Linked DNA regions of Mus musculus: region 2 is linked to region 1. The links are chromatin loops, found by intact Hi-C in ENCODE. Cell type or tissue: gastrocnemius. All regions are shown on one strand. Each heading gives the region's core, and the rest is flanking DNA. Links, peaks and the distances in the headings are about the cores only.

Evidence for each region. Hi-C counts contacts between places; a loop is a spot of excess contacts. Peaks named below come from ENCODE experiments on the same cell type or tissue, not always from the same donor. Only the 100,000 strongest peaks of a DNase experiment are listed, where the experiment ranks them.
Region 2: it touches region 1 in a loop (2.2-fold over the local background); 2 of 42 quality-filtered maps call a loop at or near these places.

What each region holds. Positions count from the first base shown.
Region 1 is chr11:100,885,435-100,896,126 of GRCm38, reverse strand. It overlaps Stat3 (signal transducer and activator of transcription 3), which reads left to right. Exons shown (of 24, transcript NM_213659.3): 16 at 965-1,063; 17 at 1,291-1,426; 18 at 1,911-1,963; 19 at 2,142-2,236; 20 at 2,323-2,462; 21 at 2,841-3,053; 22 at 6,199-6,241; 23 at 6,537-6,649; 24 at 7,367-9,321. The coding sequence ends at 7,422. Among named protein-coding and RNA genes, the nearest start is that of Stat5a, 31 kb to the right of the region's middle. In gastrocnemius, for the core only: no CTCF peak of the experiment used is centred there; DNase peaks (open chromatin) are centred at 2,501 and 5,446; H3K4me3 peaks cover 346 bases; H3K27ac peaks cover 3,678 bases.
Region 2 is chr11:100,828,229-100,838,920 of GRCm38, reverse strand. The region is part of intron 1 of Stat5b (signal transducer and activator of transcription 5B); the gene reads left to right. Among named protein-coding and RNA genes, the nearest start is that of Stat5b, 17 kb to the left of the region's middle. In gastrocnemius, for the core only: CTCF peaks have their summits at 1,445 (motif pointing left) and 5,283 (motif pointing left); no DNase peak of the experiment used is centred there; H3K4me3 peaks cover 1,978 bases; H3K27ac peaks cover 4,365 bases.

The sequences.
Region 1 (10,692 bases), core at 1,858-9,857:
TTAGTGATTGTTTAGAATCGATTTGATGAAGTTTGGGCAAGTGGGTCTTAGTAGCCGCCATTTAGATTTTATTTTCCTGCTTGCTTGCTTGCTTGTTTCCTTCCTTCCTTCCTTAAAGATTTATTTATTTTATGTATGTGAGTACACCATTACTCTCTTCAGACACACCAGAAGAGGGAATTAGATTCCATCACAGATGGTTGTAAAGCCACCATGTGGTTGCTGGGAATTGAACTCAGGACCTCAGGAAGAATAGTCAGTGCTCTTAACTGATAGGCCATCTCTCCAGCCCCTGTTTTCCATCTTTCTTGATCTTATTAAGTTTAGACCTGGAAAAGCAGACATCCTTAGGTTTGATTTCTAACACCTCAGCTTCATGGAAAGATGCAGGTTGTTTGGAGGTTGCCTTCCAGGTCTGTCTCTGGAGAGTCGGGCTGAGGGCCTGGGTTAGCCTTAGTGTTTGGGTTAGTGTTAGTTGTTTGTTTGTTTGTTTTTAAAGGTTTGTTTGTTTATTTATTTATTATGAGTGCACTGTGGCTGTCTTCAGACACTCCAGAAGAGGGAGTCATATCTTTTTTATGGATGGTTGTGAGCCACCGTGTGGTTGCTGGGATTTGAACTCGGGACCTTCGGAAGAGCAGTCAGTGCTCATAACTGCTGAGCCATCTCTCCAGCCCTAGTGTTAGTTTTTAGGGCCTGACTTTGAACAAGTCACTGATGATGTTCAGACATCAGTGCTGATGCAGGCTGGTCCTGATGCAGGCTGGTCCTGATGCAGGCTGGTCCTGATGCAGGCTGGTCTTTCTCCTCTTGGTGTTCTTGCTCCAGCCTGCACTTGCCGTGAGGGGTGGCCATGGTGTGATTTTTAATTCTAACTTATTGAGATGCGGGTGACAAGGGTTGGGAGCTGTGAGAGCCCAGCTGTCCCACTAAGTCATTCACCGCCTGTCCCCATACTCTACAGACCCACTCCTTGCCAGTTGTGGTGATCTCCAACATCTGTCAGATGCCAAATGCTTGGGCATCAATCCTGTGGTATAACATGCTGACCAATAACCCCAAGGTGAGTTTCCCACCCCCAACCCTCTCTGAAATCCCTGAACCTTGCTGCTTCTCCACCCCCGGTGCAGGCTGTCAGTGTCACTCTCTCATCCAAGTGGGTGCAGGCTGTCAGTGTCACTCTCTCATCCAAGTGGGTGCAGGCTGTCAGTGTCACTCTCTCATCCAAGTGGGTGCAGGCTGTCAGTGTCACTCTCTCATCCAAGTGAACAAATGTGTTCTTTTCAATAGAACGTGAACTTCTTCACTAAGCCGCCAATTGGAACCTGGGACCAAGTGGCCGAGGTGCTCAGCTGGCAGTTCTCGTCCACCACCAAGCGGGGGCTGAGCATCGAGCAGCTGACAACGCTGGCTGAGAAGCTCCTAGGTTGACAGCTTCAGACATGTCTGGCCTGGGGGGTGGTCATTCAGTCGGGGTCCCCATGTCAGCCTAGGGCAAGGCACCATGCCAGGACCAGGTTGCTAAGTGTGTTTGAAGAGCATGTTTCTTTCTTTAAAAAGCCAAAGACAATAGTTTTAAATTTTTTCTCCCCTTTAAAAAAATATCTGGACTGAAAGTAACTTTGACCTGTGCTCCTACAAAAAAAAAAAAAAAAAGGCTCCTGACCCCAGCTGCCAGCTTTGTCACTGTGTGTTGCCAGTTCTCAGACCACACAAGGCAAGGACAAGCAGGGGTCCAACAGGACATCTGTGCTGGCCTAATCTAGGGACAGCTGTTGGGCTTGGGTGTGTGTGGGCATGTGTGGCACACACCCTGTAAGTACATGTACAAATGCATGGCCTTTTTGTAAATTCTGCTTAAGAAATAGCTTTGGCCAAGGCTGAAATCCGGTTGTTGTTTTCTCTTCCAGGGCCTGGTGTGAACTACTCAGGGTGTCAGATCACATGGGCTAAATTCTGCAAAGTAAGTGATCCTGTTGATTCCCTCAGTTAGGAGGTAGGTGTGGGGTGCCCAGGACCCCTTTCTCCAGCAGCTGTCAGGAGCTGCCTGAGGATAGAGGAACCTGAGGGTGTAAGAAGGCTCTGGCAGGAAAGAGCTGGGGTGAGTGGTGGTGGACTTGCTTTCCCATTCTTTTCTCCAGGAAAACATGGCTGGCAAGGGCTTCTCCTTCTGGGTCTGGCTAGACAATATCATCGACCTTGTGAAAAAGTATATCTTGGCCCTTTGGAATGAAGGGTAAGGTTAAACTCTGCAGTAAGGCTGCCCTGTGTAACGAGTCACCTACTCCCAGCAAGCCCGTGACTGGTTGTCCTTGGCTGCAGGTACATCATGGGTTTCATCAGCAAGGAGCGGGAGCGGGCCATCCTAAGCACAAAGCCCCCGGGCACCTTCCTACTGCGCTTCAGCGAGAGCAGCAAAGAAGGAGGGGTCACTTTCACTTGGGTGGAAAAGGACATCAGTGGTAAGAACGCTTGCCTCCTGTATCACTTGCTCCACCTGCTGGCCACTGGCAGCACCCGGCTACTTCATGTTCTGGGTACTACTGCCCCCTGAAGGGCAGAGAGGGCCTGTGCCTCCTGAAGAGGTGGCCTGCCAGTTTGTCCTGTTCACTCATTTGGCTAACATTTGTGTAGAAAAGTGTGATTGAAATCTTACTTCTGTACTCCCTTTCCTGCCTACCCCGTTAATACATTTGCGGCAGGTGTTTTTGCCTATGAGCCAGCTGGATCTCTACAAGCCCGCCTGGATATTGCCTCAGTTCCAAGTCACTGGGCAGGGCATTCAGAGTCTCCAGCACTCACTCCACTGGCATAATCTCTCCTTCCATGGTCCGTGACAGGCAAGACCCAGATCCAGTCTGTAGAGCCATACACCAAGCAGCAGCTGAACAACATGTCATTTGCTGAAATCATCATGGGCTATAAGATCATGGATGCGACCAACATCCTGGTGTCTCCACTTGTCTACCTCTACCCCGACATTCCCAAGGAGGAGGCATTTGGAAAGTACTGTAGGCCCGAGAGCCAGGAGCACCCCGAAGCCGACCCAGGTAGTTGTTGACTTTCCATGGCTTTGCCTTCCTTCCTAGTGAGAAAGTACGCATCCTTGGAGAGACAAGGACATGGCTGAGTATCTTGTGGGAGCAGGGCTTGGTGATTCCTTCTTTTGGGAAAGAGTGGTTTATTGGGTTCCTTGACAGGGTGACTAACTCAGGATTCAAGAGGAGGACAGAATCAGCCCTCAGGGAGCTTGGAAGTCTGAAGATGAAAATAGTATCTCTCCCTCTTCCTCTCTTCTCCCTTTCCATCTCCCCCTCCCTCCCACCCCGCCACTTTAAAACACTAGAAAGAGAAATGAAGGCAGGTCTCTCTGGTGCTTCTCCAGTCAGTGGGTTCCAGAAGACCCGAGACAGATTTGAGTCCAGCATGCTTTGCTGTCCTGAGTGAGCAGTGCCAGGAGTCTGAAGAAAGGCTTTCTGGGGCAGTGGCTGTTGGCAGCCTGGGGCAGAGCTGACATCAAGCTGGAGGTGTTGATGTTCCAGAGATGATGACTGGAGGGAATGTGGACTTGGCATTTAGAAACAAGATGCATCTACTCTGTGGGAGTGCGTGTGGCTGTAAATCAGCATTTCTCAGCCTTTCACGGAGCGCTTAAGACTATAGGAAAACAGAGATTTCCATTATGATTCATAACTGTAGCAAAATTACAGCTATGAAGTAGTAAGAAAAAGTAATGTATGGTTGGGGTCACCACAACATGAGGAGCTGTATTAAAGGGTCATAGCATTCAGAAGGTTGAGAACTGCTGGTATAAATTATATGAAAAATAGAAATTATGTTGTGTTAAGTCTGTAGTGTCTGGGGCGGTCCCAGTGTAAAGAGTCAGAGGTGTCTGGTCTGAAGCCATTTCAAACTTGTTGCATTGACGCTTGCCTCTGTCCTTATGCTGGTGAGGAGTCTGGTTTTCTAAGACTGTTGTTGATCATTGCACATGCTGAGCTCCGAGGTGCCCTGTGTGAGCCGGCCTCCTTGCTCTGAGGTGCCCTGTGTGAGCCGGCCTCCTTGCTCTGAGGTGCCCTGTGTGAGCCGGCCTCCTTGCTCTGAGGTGCCCTGTGTGAGCCGGCCTCCTTGCTCTGAGGTGCCTTGTGTGAGCCGGCCTCCTTGCTCTGGTGTTTTTTCACCAACCGCTTCTGTTCACATAGCACCTGCACACAGCTTCCCCGGCTCTGCCCACCATTCTTGGAGGAGTCGCTTGTTGACGGTTACTTTCCTTTCCCTTTGTTCTGCTGTTGAGTTCTCTTCATTCTGTGGAGGAGTTCAGCTCTCACTTCCTGTCTGTCCCTTATCTCTGCTTCCACCTTGCCTTCAGTTGGAAGATCTGTTTATCAGTCCCTCTCACACTGGTCTTTGTTCTTTTCACAGAGGACTTTGAAGTCCGAGCACTGATCCTTTTGACTAATTTTGCTTTCAAGATCCAGGCCCCTGGTCAGGCATCCACCTCCATCACCATTCCTGTGTAGGCTGCCCAGAGACATTCCTCAGGGGCAAGGCCTGGGCATGAGAAAGGAGCCCACTGCCTGATGGGCTTGCCTGTGAGCCTAGGGAGAGTGCACTGGGGGCTCCGGAGCCCGATGATGGAAGGGTAGGGGGTTCAGATGATCCCCTTAGGGAGGTGAGCCTGTATGTCCCTGTCCTCTGCCCCTGCTACAGGAGTATTGCAGTAGAGACCTCCCCGGAGCCTCGTCCTGGGTCTTCCTTGTCTGTCAGGAGGCTGTAATATACCCTGTGCTCCTCTGGAGGGATTTTGAGCAAGTTCACCAGGCAGCAACAGGATGTTCCTTCTCTCTTCCATCTCCAGTCTGTGTCCCGCACTCCTACCTCGGGCCGGGTCAAAGAATATTTCTCTCTTGACCACTGGAGAATGAAAGTCTTCTCTTCTCCGCTCTAACTTATTGTGTATGCATGTGTGTTGGGGGTGGTCCTTGTTGGAGGACCTTGAGGGTGTCAGCTCTCTCCTTCTACCATGTAGCCCCTGAGGACAGAGCTCAGGCTTGGTGACAGATGACTTAAGCACTAAGCCATCTCCCTGATCCCCTCTGTCTCTTTAAGGTGACAGTTCTCACTCTAGAGACCTTTTCTAGAACTGTAGGCAGCACAGTTGCCTCAATAATTCCTTTGCTTCTGTGCTGAGTTAACCTGTTTCTTGGCCACAAATGAGCTTGCATATTCATCTAAGAGCACTTTCTAATGGCTTCTCCCAGGGGTTTGTCTTGCTGGATGCTTGTAAGCCCCAGTGTTCTGTCTGTGCTTTTCTTAGCCTACCCACACAGCCCCAGGCCCGCTGCGAGCATCATTAACTGAACCCCCAGGGCTTCATGCCAGTGTCCCCAGGGCTTCCAGATTTCTTGGCCTAACATTTCAGTCCTCACATTTCCAACATAAACGGCAGAGATGGAAGACAGCCAGTCCTGTCTCTTTCTCTGTCCCACACATGAAAGAGATGGCGCCTTGGCCAGGTTTCCTGGCTGTTGCACATGTTCTCGGACCTGGTGTCCTGTCTCCCAGTGGCTGGGGTATGTTTTCCTGATTGGAAGTGGCTTTGGAGCCTCCAGCACGTAAGCATTTAGTCCTGTTGGTGTCTGGGCTGGTCACCAAACAGGGAAGTCAATTCACAAGTGTGACCAGGTCACAGGAGAAGCCTAACGCTACACAAAGATGGTTGGTCGCTCAGGCAGGGTGGGGAAGGATGCACAAGAGTTGGCGGTAGGCCGGGCAGTGGTGGTGCACACCTTTAATCCCAGCACTTGGGAAGCAGAGGCAGGCGGATTTCTGAGTTCAAGCCCAGCCTGGTCTACAGAGTAAGTTCCAGGACAGCCAGGGCTACACAGAGAAACCCTGTCTCAAAAAAACAAAAAACAAAAACAAAAGAGTTGACGGTAGGCTGGGTAGAGGTGGGGCAGGTGTCTCTGCAGAAGTCTTTGCAGCTCAGGAAATTCTATGGAAGAGATAGAACTTCAAACTGCAAGACTGGATGGCAAGCAGCATGTGATGAGGGAGGACAGCCCTAAGAGCTGGACTGCGGTGTCTGGGCAGTTTCTGTAAGGTTGGCTCACGCCGTCTGGGAGAGGCAGGAGGATTCCTCTTGCATGTTCTCAAAGCAAGTCACAATCTGTTAAAGCCCGGGTTTCCTCTCTGCAGGTGCTGCCCCGTACCTGAAGACCAAGTTCATCTGTGTGACACCGTAAGTGGCCGCCCTTCCCAGTTTCGCATTCATTTCTAGTGTCCTAGTGTGCTCAGTTGTCCCCAGGAATAGGGAGGACATGGGGTGAGAGTTACCGTGAAGGGCTGGTAGCTGCTGGGCTTGTTTAGTGCTCAGAGTGACCTTGTGTGTTTAAAAAGCTTGAGTTTTTATTTTTTCTGTTGGAGACCAGAGTTTGATGGCTTGTGTGTGTGTGTTTGTTCTTTTTTTTTTTCCCCCTCCATTGTGTCTTGTCAACCTGGCCCTTCCCACTCCTGCCGTCCCCCCTTTCCTACAGAACGACCTGCAGCAATACCATTGACCTGCCGATGTCCCCCCGCACTTTAGATTCATTGATGCAGTTTGGAAATAACGGTGAAGGTGCTGAGCCCTCAGCAGGAGGGCAGTTTGGTGAGTGTTTGGAGGGTCAGGCCCCATTGATGCTTGCCTGTACAGAGCCAGGGCCTGCCATCCACACTGGTAGAAATCGGCTCTAGAGCTGGGTGTGGTGGCCCAAGCCTGAGGCAGAATGATCCCTCCCTGTGAGTTCTGAGGCCAGCCTGGTCTATAAAGTGAGTCCAGGATAGCCGGGGCTCTATTACACAGAGAAACCCAGTCTTGAAAAAACAAAACAAAACAAAAAATGGCTCTAGGGCCATGTTCTGCTGTGGAAATGATACTCACACACATGCAGTTTCCCAGTAGCCACAGTAAAAGCAGTAAGAGACTTTGACAGCTTGGGTAAGCAGCAGCGGCACTTCAGCATCTGAGAAATCATGGAGCTGTCCTCCCCTGTCCCGCCTCCTCTACTGAGTCTTTGAAATGGAGTGGCTTTGATGCCTTTGATTTAGGCTAGTCTCAGGTGGCAGTGTGTGGCTAAGGCTACCACACCCAGGGCAGCCTCAGACCCCTGAAAGAGAGAGTGAGGGCTGAGGTGGAGACTGTGCTCTTCTGGGAGGGCAAGGCCCTCCTGTGAGGGGCAGGAAGTCTGGCTTTTCTGACCTTGTCCATGTCTGAAGGAACAGGAGACTGGTGGTTCCTGAGCCCTGTCCTCGTACAGAGGGATGAGGGTTTGTGAGTCGGCTTTAGTCAGGTGGCTGAACTGACACTCTCTGTGTGTCTCTGCAGAGTCGCTCACGTTTGACATGGATCTGACCTCGGAGTGTGCTACCTCCCCCATGTGAGGAGCTGAAACCAGAAGCTGCAGAGACGTGACTTGAGACACCTGCCCCGTGCTCCACCCCTAAGCAGCCGAACCCCATATCGTCTGAAACTCCTAACTTTGTGGTTCCAGATTTTTTTTTTTAATTTCCTACTTCTGCTATCTTTGGGCAATCTGGGCACTTTTTAAAATAGAGAAATGAGTGAGTGTGGGTGATAAACTGTTATGTAAAGAGGAGAGCACCTCTGAGTCTGGGGATGGGGCTGAGAGCAGAAGGGAGCAAGGGGAACACCTCCTGTCCTGCCCGCCTGCCCTCCTTTTTCAGCAGCTCGGGGTTGGTTGTTAGACAAGTGCCTCCTGGTGCCCATGGCATCCTGTTGCCCCACTCTGTGAGCTGATACCCCAGGCTGGGAACTCCTGGCTCTGCACTTTCAACCTTGCTAATATCCACATAGAAGCTAGGACTAAGCCCAGAGGTTCCTCTTTAAATTAAAAAAAAAAAAAATAAGAATTAAAGGGCAAAACACACTGACACAGCATAGCCTTTCCATATCAAGGAATACTCAGTTAACAGCCTCTCCAGCGCTGTCTTCAGGCTGATCATCTATATAAACCCTGGAATGGTTGCAGATCAAATCTGTAAAAGAGATCCGAGAGCTGTGGCTTGGCCTCTGGTTCAAACACAAAGGCTAGAGAGAACCTAGATATCCCTGGGTTTTGTTTACCCAGTATGCTTGTCGGTTGGAGGTGTGAGGTAGGCCAAGGGCACTGGAAAGCCTTTGTCATCACCCTACTCCCTCCCCAACCCAGACTCCAGACCCTGTTTCAGGGTCAGCCTGCCCTGTGGGTGCCTTACTGGGCCTAGGGTCAACCTGCCTTCCTTTCCCACTTGACCTTGCTGGTAGTATGTCCCCTTCCCATGTCCAAAGGCCCTCTGTCCTGCTTCTATTGGGAATCCCTGCCTCAGGACCTTGTGTCGAGAGGGATTGCCTTACAGGTTTGAACCTGCCTCAGACTACAGGCCCTCAGCAAAGCTCAGGGAGTATGGTCCTTATTCTATGCGCTTGGTTCCCAGGGATATCTGTAACCACAGGGCAAAAGCTGACATATACTCCAGGTCTGCCCTCATATGAGTGGTGTATTCTTGGCCTCCCCTGAGACTGGCAACTGTCTGCTCCCCATTGGGTCTCCCAGGTGAGGTGGAACACAGTTCCTGCACCTACTGTGGCCTCCATGTCGCTTGCTTGCTTCGCTCACTCAGCTTACTGGAACACTGAGTGTTCAAGGCAAGCCTTTCCTGACAGAGGCATGGCTAGATTCAGTGACTCAAAGCCACCTCATTCAGCTGATCAGTGTCTGTGGAATTGTTTCCTTCCAGTTAACCAGTGTCTGAATTAAGGGCAGTGAGGACATTGTCTCCAAGACGAACTGCTTGCCTTGACCACCCCAGCCTTCTGCTTCGAGACAGTTACTGCTCTCCCACCCCATCAATGTTCTTTAGTTATACAATAAGCTGAACTTATAAACTGAAAGGGTATTTAGGAAGGCAAGGCTTGGGCATTTTTATGGCTTTCAATCCTGGGGACCCAGGAACAAGGTGAGGGCTTCTCTGGGGCTGGTGTTGTACCTCAGGGGCTCTGGGAAGTCTGTGTGCCTGGGTTAACCACCCATAGTGAGCCCCTGGAACTGCCCACTTTCCCTCTCCTTGGCCCCACTTGGCCCCAGCCTCACCCAGCCTGCAGACTGCTTAGCCTTTCAGTGCAGTGGCTTGTGTTCTGGCCACTGCACTCAGATTCCAATGTAAACTTTCTAGTGTAAAAATTTATATTATTGTGGGTTGTTTTTTGTTGTTGTTTGTTTTTGTATATTGCTGTAACTACTTTAACTTCCAGAAATAAAGATTATATAGGAACTGTCTGGCAGTGGGGGCTGGCTGGCTGGCGGGACCACCTTTGCCTAGGTTGTGCTTGGAAGAGGCAGAGCCGGGCTAGGAGCACATGATAAGAGGGGATAGAGCAGCCCAGCTCGGTTGAAGTTCTGTTTGCTTCTCATTCCCAGGGTGATGCAGGCCCCCCACCTTACATCAGCTACCGTCCTCCAGAAGAGGTGACCCAGGAGCCAGAGGTCATAGTCCAGTGGCAGGACAGTGTCAGAGTGGCCTCCTCCCTCTGCCCTCCCAAAGCTGCTGTGTTTGTTCTGGAGTCAGATAAGCTCCCTAATGGAGGGCGGGAGGGCTGGGGTGTAGACCAAGGCCTCTCCTTCCACAGTTGGCCCATTATCACCTTCTTTACAGTGGGGACAACTTGCAGCCACTTCCCTGGCTGGTGGCTACAGGGCCCCTGGGCAGTCAGCAACGATAATTGAGGAAAAGGCCACAGACAAGGCGCCTGCTCACAGCACCCCCCACCTACTCCTCTCCCTGCTCAGTACCTTGGAGCCCAGCCCTGCACTGGGTGCCTCGGTGAGAGATACCAGTGCCGCCTCTGCAGAGATGGAAGCAGGGATCAGTGTTCTTAGCACGACTGAGGCAGGGCCAGACCCTGCTTCCAATCCCCAGCCACCCTGCCTGGGACAGGCTGTGAACTGAGCTCCTTCCCCCAAACATGATTGGAACTCTGAGGTAACCTGTCTTACAGTTCCTCATGCCCCAACCCTCAATCCTCAGTAGTGTGCCCCCCCCCTTTTTAAAAAGATGTATATGAGTACACTGGAGCTGTACAGATGGTTGTGAGCCTTCATGTGGTTGTTGGGAGTTGAATTTGAGGACCTCGGCTGGCTCCAGCCCAAAGAATTATTACTATACACAAGTACACTGTAGCTGTCCTCAGATGCGCCAGAAGAAGGTGTCAGATCTTGTTACAGGTGGTTGTGAGCCACCATGTGGTTGCTGAGATTTGAACTCATGACCTTGGAAGAGCAGTCAGTGCTCTTACCTGCTCACTCCAGCCCAGGAGTGTGCTCTTTAAGTCCAAGGCTCCAACCCTGAGTCCTGGACTAATTGTACCTGGGTGCCAGAGGTCCAGCTAGGGCAAGGCAGGCCTCTCTGTCCTGACTAGTTTCCTTTGCTTTCTCAGTCTATGGCAGCAGTTGGCTGATGTCACCTGCTAGGCTCTGGGAAGAGGCCAGGGGATGAAGGGCTGTTGTCCAGGCTCTCTAATGCCCTTGGCCACAGGAAGGTTGACAGGCACTCTGGCCCTGGCCCCTGTGATTGCTTAGGGGGCTGCTGGGGAGGGGTAGCCTGGACTATAGCTTTGCTTTCATTCTTGCACCTTCTTTCCCCAAGCCCTTAAAC
Region 2 (10,692 bases), core at 1,009-9,008, 56 kb after region 1:
TTGGGCAACAATAAAATAAATATAGCATTCATTTCTTTTAGTGCTTTATATATTAAATCCATGATAATTAAAATGCATGAAAACAAATATTTTTATGTTAAAGGCTCAGATTACTTTTTATTTTGTTTGTTTTTGAGATGGGAATCTCACTATAGAGCCCTGATTGGCCTGAAATTTGCTATGTAGACCAGGCTGGCCTCCAACTCACAGAGATCCACCTGTTTCTGCCTCTTGCTCGTGTTTAAAGAAAAAAAAAACAAAAACAGAGGCACTGTTATTGACTTGGGGGGTGTTTTTATTACCTCTTACTCTTCTGTCTTTAAAAATACACCTTTCTCATTTAAATCAAAATTACATTTTCTTGTGGGGTATCCCGAGGACACACACCTTTAATCCCTGTACCCAGAGGCAGAGGCAGGTCTCTGTGAGTTTGAGTCCAGTCTGGTCTACATAGTGAGTTTTAGGCCAGTGAGGGCTACACAGCTAGACAGTGTTTGAGAAAATAAAATATATTAAATGATGTGCTTTCTTCATGTTCAGCTCATTTATTATTGCTATTTCTGTTGGGCTCTTGATTTATCAGTAGGATCCTCTGATAACCAGTTAGAATCATTTCTTTATTTCCCCTTAGGTATTGGAATCACTTTCACCAGACCATGGGATGTTTTAAACATCCATACAAATTTGGGACTTCAAACTTGACATAACATAATACCAGCAAGCTTCAGAATATATTTTTAAATTAATACAAAAATTCTTTGCTGCTCTCTTCATTTAGAACTAACTACTTAACTGTATCCTGGTATTTATTTGACTTTTTGAACTTAAATAACAAGTTTTTCCCAAGTCTGCATATTTTAAGGCTATTTCCAAAAAAGGAGTTCAAATGTACATAAGACTCAAGAGACAATTAAAAAACAAATACAAAAACAAGCAAACGGCCGGGCGTGGTGGCGCACGCCTTTAATCCCAGCACTCGGGAGGCAGAGGCAGGTGGATTTCTGAGTTCGAGGCCAGCCTGGTCTACAAAGTGAGTTCCAGGACAGCCAGGGCTATACAGAGAAACCCTGTCTTGAAAAACCAAAAAAAAAAAAAAAAAAAAAAAAAAGCAAACAAAACCCAATTTGGAGGTAGTGCACAGTGTAGCACATGCATTTAATCCAAGCACACAGGAGGCAAGGGCAGGCAGCAACTGTGTGTCCAAGTCTAGCCTGGACTACACATAACAAGCTTCAGACCAGCTAAGGCAACATAGTGAGTGAGACCATGTCTCAAACAGAAGATGTGAGAGGAGGTAGGGGGAGTTGGTGCTGAAGAGATGGCTCAGTGGTTAAGAGCACTGGCTGCTCTTCCAAAGGACCCAGGTTGGATTCCCAGCACCCACGTGACAGCTCACAAACCGGTCAAATTCCATGGGACCCAGCACCATCTTCTGGCCTCTGTGGGTACTGCAAGCACAGAATGTGCAGCTATACATTGCCAGCAAAACACCCACACAGGTGTTTGACATTTAACACACATATATATAATTTCTAAAAATAAAGCACCTAATTTGGGAAGCTAATTCTAAAATTTTTTCTTTATAATTCCTAGTCTAGTTTTTTTATCACTTCATTGTTATAGACATACAAGTGTGTTTACATTGCTTCTGAAGCGAGTAAAGAAACTTATCCCTAAATCTTTTAATTGTGTTATCAGGCAAAGTACAACTTAGAACCAAGTAAATGTTTGTGACCAGTGAATGACTGAGCCCTGTGATCAATCACATTTGCTTTTTAAGGTCAAGGTAGATGAGAAGTTGACCCATTAAACTATATAACCCAAAGGTTTCAACTGTTTGAGAACCAGGGAGGGGTTTGTAGACTCAGGGTAGGATCTAACAGGGGCAGCTAACAGAGCTCAAGGACCACAAGAAACGGGCAGTGTCCAGACGTGTGCTGAAAACAGACCTCCGTTTGGTGTTCGTCGGGGTCTCAGGAGAGACGTCTGTCCCTGGAGCCGCCCATTGGTGTACGGCATTTTAAAGATATGTTTTCCATGGTGTATCTCAACCACAGAGGTATCTAAGCCAGAGTAAATGGCACAATAAATAATAATTAATATGTGTTCAGGTTGTTTCCAGTTTGGCAGTGGGATGAGCATTGTGGATGAGACTCAGTGTAAGTCCATTTTTTCCCCACCCCCGTCAGACTATTCTCTTTATTGAAAGTTCTAGAATGGAGTTGCTGAGTCGTTTGCATAAACAGTGACCAACGTTTCCAAGAACTCTCCCAGTCCATTTGCCCCCCCCCCCCCCATTAATGGATGCATGCTGAGGGGTTTCCATAAGCAAGCATCAAAGCCTCTGCAGTAGAGGCAAGTTTTTGGTTTCAGGCAAGGCTGGCCCTCGCTTTCCAGAGCCTATTGTCTTCCTTCAATGTTGCTTTCCTGTCTGTATTGATCATCTAATGAAATTATCCCCAGTGCCCCCCCCCTTTTTTAAATCTTATATATTATGTGATTTTCTTCCATTTTTGTTTTTGCCATTTAACTTTGTATAAAATGCTAAAATTTTATGCAGTCTGGTTTAATTCCTTCTAGTCTGGTTATGAAGACATAATTATTAAAATATCCCTTCCAAGAGATTATAAAATGTTATATTTGCATTACAAATATTTGGGGGAGGGCTAATAAGATGGCAAGCAGCTGAATACCCCCCCAACACATAAACATAATTAGAAATAATGTAATTTTTCAATTACTATATAAGAAATGAGAGGAGGGCTGGAGAGATGGCTCAGAGGTTAAGAACACTGACTGCTCTTCCTAAGGTCCTGAGTTCAAATCCCAGCAACCACGTGGTGGCTCACAACCATCTGTAATGAAATCTGATGCCCTCTTCTGCTGTGTCTGAAGACAGCTATAGTGTACTCACATATAATAATAAATAAATCTTTAAAAAAAGAAAAGAAATGAGAGGAAATTAGCACTGTTTTTTCTTAATGATAATAACTAATATGTATATATATATATATATATAGTATATATAAGCATAATTATAGAGACAGGGTCTTACTATAAAGCTGTGGCTGGCCTGTAACTCACTTGTAGACCAGGCTAGCCTTGAGCCCATAGAGATCCTCCTGCCTCTATTTCTCAAGTGCTGGGATTGACACTATGTCTGTCCCACCACACCCAGCCCAATAATTAATATTTTGAGACTCACTGTGTGCCAGGTGCTTTGCAAATATGTTACATGGGCTGACACTTTTGACCTATAGTTGTTTCAAAATATTTGACAATTAGCTCAAAAAAAAATCCTATCATTTTTCCTACCCTTTCTGGTGTGCCAGTACATTTTCATCATATACCAAGGCTTTCTACATGTTCAGATCCCCTCCCTAGACCAGCATGTCTCCGAGTGTGTCAAAATTACTAGACAGTCTATTTGGATTGTTACATTCTTTTCAGAGAACAGTGTGGATAAGAGTGGCACATTCTCTTTGAAGTATGCATTAGAGTAGGTTGTTTTTTTCTTTGAGACAATGTAGCCCTGGCTGCCTGGACCTCTCTAGGTAGATCAGACTGGCCTTAAACTCACAGATTCACCTGCCTCCATCTTCTGAGTGCTGTGAACTAAAGGTGTGCGCCACCATGCCCAAGACTGGAATAGATTTTTTTTTAAGTGTCAAAATGACTTTACATTCCTTGAACTGATGCTGGACACTTCTTCTTTACTAGATAAATTAATTGCTAGGCTGGGCATGGTGATGCACACCTGTAATCCCAGCACTCGGGAGGCTGAGGCAGGAATTTGAATTTGAGACCAAGCTAAATAGCAAGACTCTTATCTCAAAAAAGTTGAAAAAAAAAAGTTTTGCTGGAACCGTAGACACATTTCCATAGAGACTACGTCACAAAACAGTAATTTTTAAAAATAGTATCTGCACTTTGAACTCAAACAATGTCATTTCATTCTATCGTCTCGGTAAATACAGGAAAAGGTCTCCAGAACAGCTCTGAAGGTTTTCTCCCAAGTGAAAGAAACAGACTGAAGTTTCAGTGTTATGGGTGGCTGAGCTCTGGGTGCGCCAGAAACCTTCAAGCACTGGGTGCATAGGAATATAAAATATTTATGTTCTAAAGTAGCCTATCCTGCTAGAGATTGAACAATATGATTATATCCGTAGGAGTGTAATTGTTTAGTAGTCATCACCTTAAACAGTAAGACAACAAAACCAGGTTCAGTTTAGTTCTAAGCTGGTCATGGGAGTGCATGCCTGTAATCCTAGCACTCCAGAGGCTGAGGCAGGAGGATCACCGCCAGTTTGAAGCCAGCCAAAGACTAGCTAGTCTTGAACAGAGTGACACGTTGTCTCAAAAAGACAAAAACCAATAACAAAAACCACCTGACATTAGCATGTAACCCAAAATATAAAAGTGTCAGCAAGTAATCAATATGAAAATTATCGTGAGGAATTTTTGTACTTAGCTCAGAAATCAGAAATTGGTATACACTTTATCCATTTTAATTTTAAATTTTAAGCTGTTTAGAATTCATAAAACCTTTTTTTTTTTTTTTTTTGCTTTTCAAGACAGGTTTGTCTGTGTCGCCCTGGCTGTCCTGGAACTGGCTCTGTAGACCAGGCTGGCCTTGAATTCAGAGATCCACCTGCCTCTCTTCCCCAAGTGCTGGGGTTACAGGCACACATCATCTTGTCTGGCAAGATGTCATAAAACTTTTCTTCTGGGTAAAGTAGATCCACATTTTCACTCAGTTTGTTCCCAAAAGCTGCAGTGAGCATGAGGTTTTTCGTTTGCTGTAGGGGGAATGGGAAGTTGTTGACACAGGGTCTCACGTAGTCTAGGTTGGCCTGGAACCCCCTATGTGGCCATAGGGATTAATTCATTCTGATTTTCCTACCTTTTGAGTGCTGGATTACATACATGGCTTCCTAAGTTAATTAAAATAAAATTTAAAAGTCCGTTCCTCAGTTTCAAGTGCTCGGCTTGTAGCATATGCGGCTTGTAGTGGACAAGGCGGTCGTAACCCTGGTACAGAAGTACATCAGTGACCCTTTACCCGAGGATCCACTTTGCTGAGATTTCTGTTCCCCACAATTAACTACTGTAGTCTGAAAATAATACATAGAAAGTTCCAGAGGGAAAAAAAATCCACGTGTTTGAGTTACACACTGTTCTCAGGACCATGAACTCTCACACTGTCCCGTGTGTCTCACCTGGTCCTGACTCACCCTTCCGTCCGGAGGACTTAGGACAGCATGCCACCTGCTGGCTAGTCACTGTTAGCTAGTCTTCATCCTCACATCGAGCCTGGAGAGGTTTCAAAACTTGCATTCAGCAACTCATTCCCAGCAGCTTCATGTGTACCGCAGTGGCTACACCAGTCACCCCATCTCATCCATGGGTGACCTAGAGGAGGTGAGCACAGGGCAGTGAGCAACTCAAAGAGTCATTCAACTTTCATAGCTGTTAGGATTACTCCAAGCTGGCTAGTTTTCATTTCTAGTGCTGTGATAGAACACCTTGGGGAGGAAGGGTTTATTTCAACTTAAAGTTCTACATCACAGTCCATCACTGAGGGAAATCGGGCCAGGGACTCAAGGCAGGAACCAGGAGGCAAGAACTGAAGCAGAAGCCATGGAAAAACAGTGCACACCACACGGTCTGCTTGGCCTGCTTTCGTATACAACCCTGGACCACCCGCCCAGGGGTTGCACCACTTGCAGTGGGCAGGGCCCTCCCATATCAAACTCTAATTAAGAGAATGCCCTACAGGCTCGTCTACATGCTAATTTTTATTTTATGTATATAAGTATGTACTTGGGGGTTTCTCTGTGTAGCCCTGGCTGTCCTCAAACTCGCTTTGTAGACCAAACTGAGAGATCCATTTGCTTCTGCCTCCAGAGGGCTGGGATTAAAGTCGTGCGCCACCACACTCAGCTTGCCTACAGGCTAATCTTACGGAAGTAACTTGAGCTTCTGTCCGTTTGACAATAAACTAGCCAGGGCAATTGGTCATTTCTTATTGTGGCTAATATATAACTTTAATGTAGCCATCAGAGTGCATGTATTGAGTAAACACCCAAGAGCTATATGCATTCTAGGATTTGGTCCCATCTGAGATTTTCAGCATCCACTGGAGTCTTGGAATGCATCTCCAGAGGATAAGGGACTGCCAACTGTAAAATAGGATACAGATTGTCTCCTGGAGCCACTGCCATCTAAGGGACACTGATTCCCACCCCAAGACACACAGACACCCCCACTGCACTCTGTTTTGGAAGCTGTTGTCCCATTGCATGGTGGACGTCCTGTGCCCGTCCTCCAAGCTCCCGCTGCCCACCTCCTTCTGTATGTGTGTGTAGGTGAGCGCGCTCACCAGCGCACCTCTGTGTGTGTGTGTGTGTGTGTGTATTTGTGTGTCTATCCTCACTGCTCTCCAACTCAGCACTTTTGAGATAGTGTCACAGAACTTGGAGCTCACCAATTTTGCTAGACTGGCTGGCCAGCTAGCCCCGGCGATCTTCCTGTCTTTGCCTTTCCAGGGCAGGGATTGATTACAGGAGCGTTCCTCCTGTCTGGCTTTCATGCGACTGCTGGGGATTGAACTCAGATCCTGGTGTCTGCACAGTGTTTCTCAACTCTGGGCCCCTCCCCTTTTAGGAGCAGAGAGGCTCAGTTAGGGTTGGGCGGGGGGAACACGCTGCTGTGGGGGATTCCTTTTATTATTACCAGTAGTCCTGTCAAGAAGTTCTAGTATCTTTTCCTCCAGAAGCAAAACTTGTGGGTGGGATGGTACACATCTCTCATCCCAGTTCCGGGAGACAGACCATCTGAGTTTGCTCCCCAGAACCCACGTGGTGGAAGGAGCAAAACCTAGTCCTAAAATTAACCACTGCCCTCCACACGTGTGCCATGGGACACAGGCACCCCTCCCCCAAAGATTTTTAAATTGTAATTTAAAATGTAAAAGAAAATAAAACCCTAAAGTATAAAGGCTAACTGGGGCTTTGTCGGTTTGTGAGCGACGAGGGTTCATCAGGCAGTCCCCTAGAAATCTTCCTTCTGTTTCTAATGTGTCAGTGGGGAAGTGTTGCGTGTTCCAAAGCGCATATGTGCACATGAATTTTAGAATGTTGCTCCACCTGCAAGGAGCCTGGGCAGGGGGCAGGAGGACCCAGGGAATGGGTGGTTTCACCGCAGCTTTTGAATGGTGTATCCACCAGAGCTGTCTCCAGTCATCCACGAGTCTTCCCACTCTGAGACTAAACGGCCATTCTGTTTCAGATGGGCCGAGTTATCAAATGACTGTTAGGCAGCTGGGAGGTTTGCTATTTTTGTTTGGTTACAGGATGTGTATGCGTACGTTGTTTTGGTTTGCTTTCTTGCTTGTCTTTGTGAAACTGAGTTTGCTGAGAAAAACAAAACCGTGCTGATGTTTTGAACTCGGACTCCGTTCACAAGGCACCTAAAGCTGATGATGCCCAAGGGCTGGCGAGATAACTCAGCAGGTAAGAGGCACTTGCTGATGGAGCGTGCAGGCCTGAGCTTCATCCCCCGAGAGAACCAACTCCCACAAAGTTGTCCTCTGAGCTCCACATGTGTGCTGCATGCCCTCTCACACACATCATGAGCATACATAGTCATGGAAATAATAATGCTATAGAAGTCGGTGTTTGAAACTTGAGATCTAGTTTCAAGTGAAGAATTGCTTCTCTCCAGAGATTTTTTTTTCCCCTTAGTTGATTTAGTTTGGGGAGCTACTATGGGGAAGGTTGTGATTTTCAGCCAGGCTCTAAGAGAGCTGCTGTCTCCAAGCAAGTATGAAGACCTGACCAGAGCTTCAGGGCCCACTGCAGAGCCACAGGCATGCAGGTGGTGCTAAGCCCTGCCTTCTCCATCCCTCAGCCAACCTTCTCTTTGGAACATCTTTTTTTTTGTTGTTTTGCTTTAGAGATAGGGGTCTCAGCGTGCAAGTTCACCTTGAACCTGGGAGCTTTTATGATTGCCCTGCCTCTGCCTCCCAAGTCCTGGGGTTATAGGCATGGTGTCCCTAATTTGGACCTACTTTGTTGATCCTAACAATCTTTTGAGATGCTTGGTACTAAAAGAATCCTCTGAAGAAATGGATAGAACGTCTGTGTCACTTTGAATGTGGCCTCATACCTAAGCCAAATTTGTCAGTCATTAAAATGTCAAATCAAGCACTCATCAGTTTTTACTGCAGAGTGAACTTTAAGCTGCTGCTTATTTTAGTGCAGTGCCGAAGTCAGTTCATTGTAATGTTGAAAATCTCTTGATGCCATTTAGTAAGCATCATTTATTCCTCCATATAAAATGAGGGGTGGGGCTGGAGAGATGACCCAGCTGGTGAAGCTCCTGCTCCCAACCTTGTCACCCTGAGTCCAATCGCCAGAACCTGCATGGTAAAAAAGGACAAAGGACAAATGTCTTCCTCAGGCTGTCACCCAACCTCCCCATGGGAACATGGACATTGGCACGTGCCCTCCCTACAACGTAACAAAATAATAATGAGGGATTATTTTCCTAAATGGGGAAAACACCTCCCAAATATATAATCAGGACATAATTTAGAATCTCAAATCATTTCCTTAAAGGTGAAAATTTAAGAGCCTACACTTTTTTTTTTTTGCTTTAAAGTTTATTATGTTGATTCTGCAACAATGCTGGATTAAGAAACAAGCGGTCATTTTTAAATGTTTCACTCATTTTTTATTATATGCATTTTTGCATTTTTGTTACCTGTTACATTTGTTGTGTCAGTAGGGATTGATCTACATTTTATCCCCTGGGAAGAAGAGCCCACCTGCCTCCTGTCCTGCCCCCTCTGTGTGTGGGTCCTTGAGTCTTATGGAATTTTACTCCGTGCTTGGCAGAGATTAATCTGCAGATCCTCTTTGAAAGAGGATTTGGCTTGGCTTTGTCAAGTTTCCCCGCAAGTAAAACTGCACCGCTGAGAAGAGCTGGACTGGTTCTACGCCGTGCTGCTGTCCCTGCCTGACCCCGACTTGTTTGGCACATAAAGTTGATCGGCTTTTGCCAGCGGTGGACAGATGTCCTGACTTGATCAGAAATCGCTTGCACACGTTTGCAGCCTCCCCAAAGTCAGTAATCCCTGTTGACGGGATTATTTTTTGACAAGAGTTTCAGAACTCTTTTTCAAACCCTGGTTTGGATACACAACTTCCGAGCATTTCATATAAGATACTAGAGTCCAAGTTTGGGGAATGTATGTCTGCTGTGGTCATCACTGTGTGTTGGGATCTCTGTAACCGAGCCTGCCAGGTAATGGGAGCCCAGTAAATGTGTTGTGCTTTTATAAGAGGTTTGCTCCAGTTCTGTCTATTAATGGCAAGCAGACATTCATCTCTGAATATCGCCATTGATTGACAGTGGAACACCTGGATTCCATTGATCCCCTTCAGCCTCAGCTTGGCTGGTATAGCCAGAGAGCATCAACCCTCAGGGAGACATGCCCTTGTCTAGAAACTTAAGAGACAGGAAAGCACTTGGCTTCCTTTGGATTTCAGTGTTAAAGATGGGAGGAGTGTCTGCTAGATAAAACTGTTCCCTTGTTTTAAAAACTGCAACACCACATAGTGAAACATGCTATTAAATACTTTGTTTTTGGCAAGCACAGGGAGTCTGTGCTCTGTACTGAGTATGAAACCCAAGGCCTCACAGATGCCAGGCTGGCTGTCACCAAGCTTCTACATCTCCAGCCCTGACTTCAACCATTTTCAAGTGTACAGTTCAGTGGCACTAAGGACACACACGTTGTGCAATCTCTGTCATCCAAAACAAAAATTGTTCGTTAAAGAATAACTCTCCCTTTGCCCCTCACCCCAGCCACCACCCGTCTCCCTCCTGTGTGCATGATCTGGACTCTTCCGTGTACCTCACGTAAGTGGACTCACGCAGTAATTGTCCCTGCGTCCCTGCCAGCCTCTCTCTTCCTCCCTCCTCGGAGATCTGGCAGCCCTCTCCTCCCTTGTAATCTTGTTCCTGCTTTGTGCCCGGGCCTCGGCAGAGATGCATGCACAGTAAGGATCCAGAGACAAGTTAATGCTACAGTTTGTGGCAGGCATACCACTAGGGGGGTATTAAACCTTTGAAGCTGTGATGCCTAATCAGGATGTCTGCTGGCTTATCTCCTCCAAGTCTTGCTGATAAAGCCTGCACCAACAGTAATATTGAAGATTAGCCTTTCTCCATGTTTCATAAAACAAATTGTTCTTCTTTAAACTTGATTATGGGCTTGAAAATTACTGGTACATTGATGTAATTGCTTATACAGATATTTAGCATTCTGCACACAAGGGGCCTCTGTGACAGAAGAGGCTTTGATGGCGGCCCCACTGTGAAGTCACGGTTAGGCCTGAAGTCGAGGCTTTGCTGGTTGTTTCTCTGCACCCCCATTCTCACTACATTTTCTTTCTTCTCTCCCCTCCCCCTTCACTACCCCTCCCCTCCTCTCTCGTCTCTCTTTCTCTTTTCCCTTCTTGTTCATTCTAAGTTTTTGGCGTGGTTGGTACAAAAGCATCCAGATCCTCTGCGCCAGTCCCAGCCCTTTATTAGTCCACTTTAAAGGAGCGATGCACAGAGTCCAGAGTGTGAAAGTGAAGGCTGGGATGTCTGTAACGTTCTTAGAGCTACACCAAGGAGGGG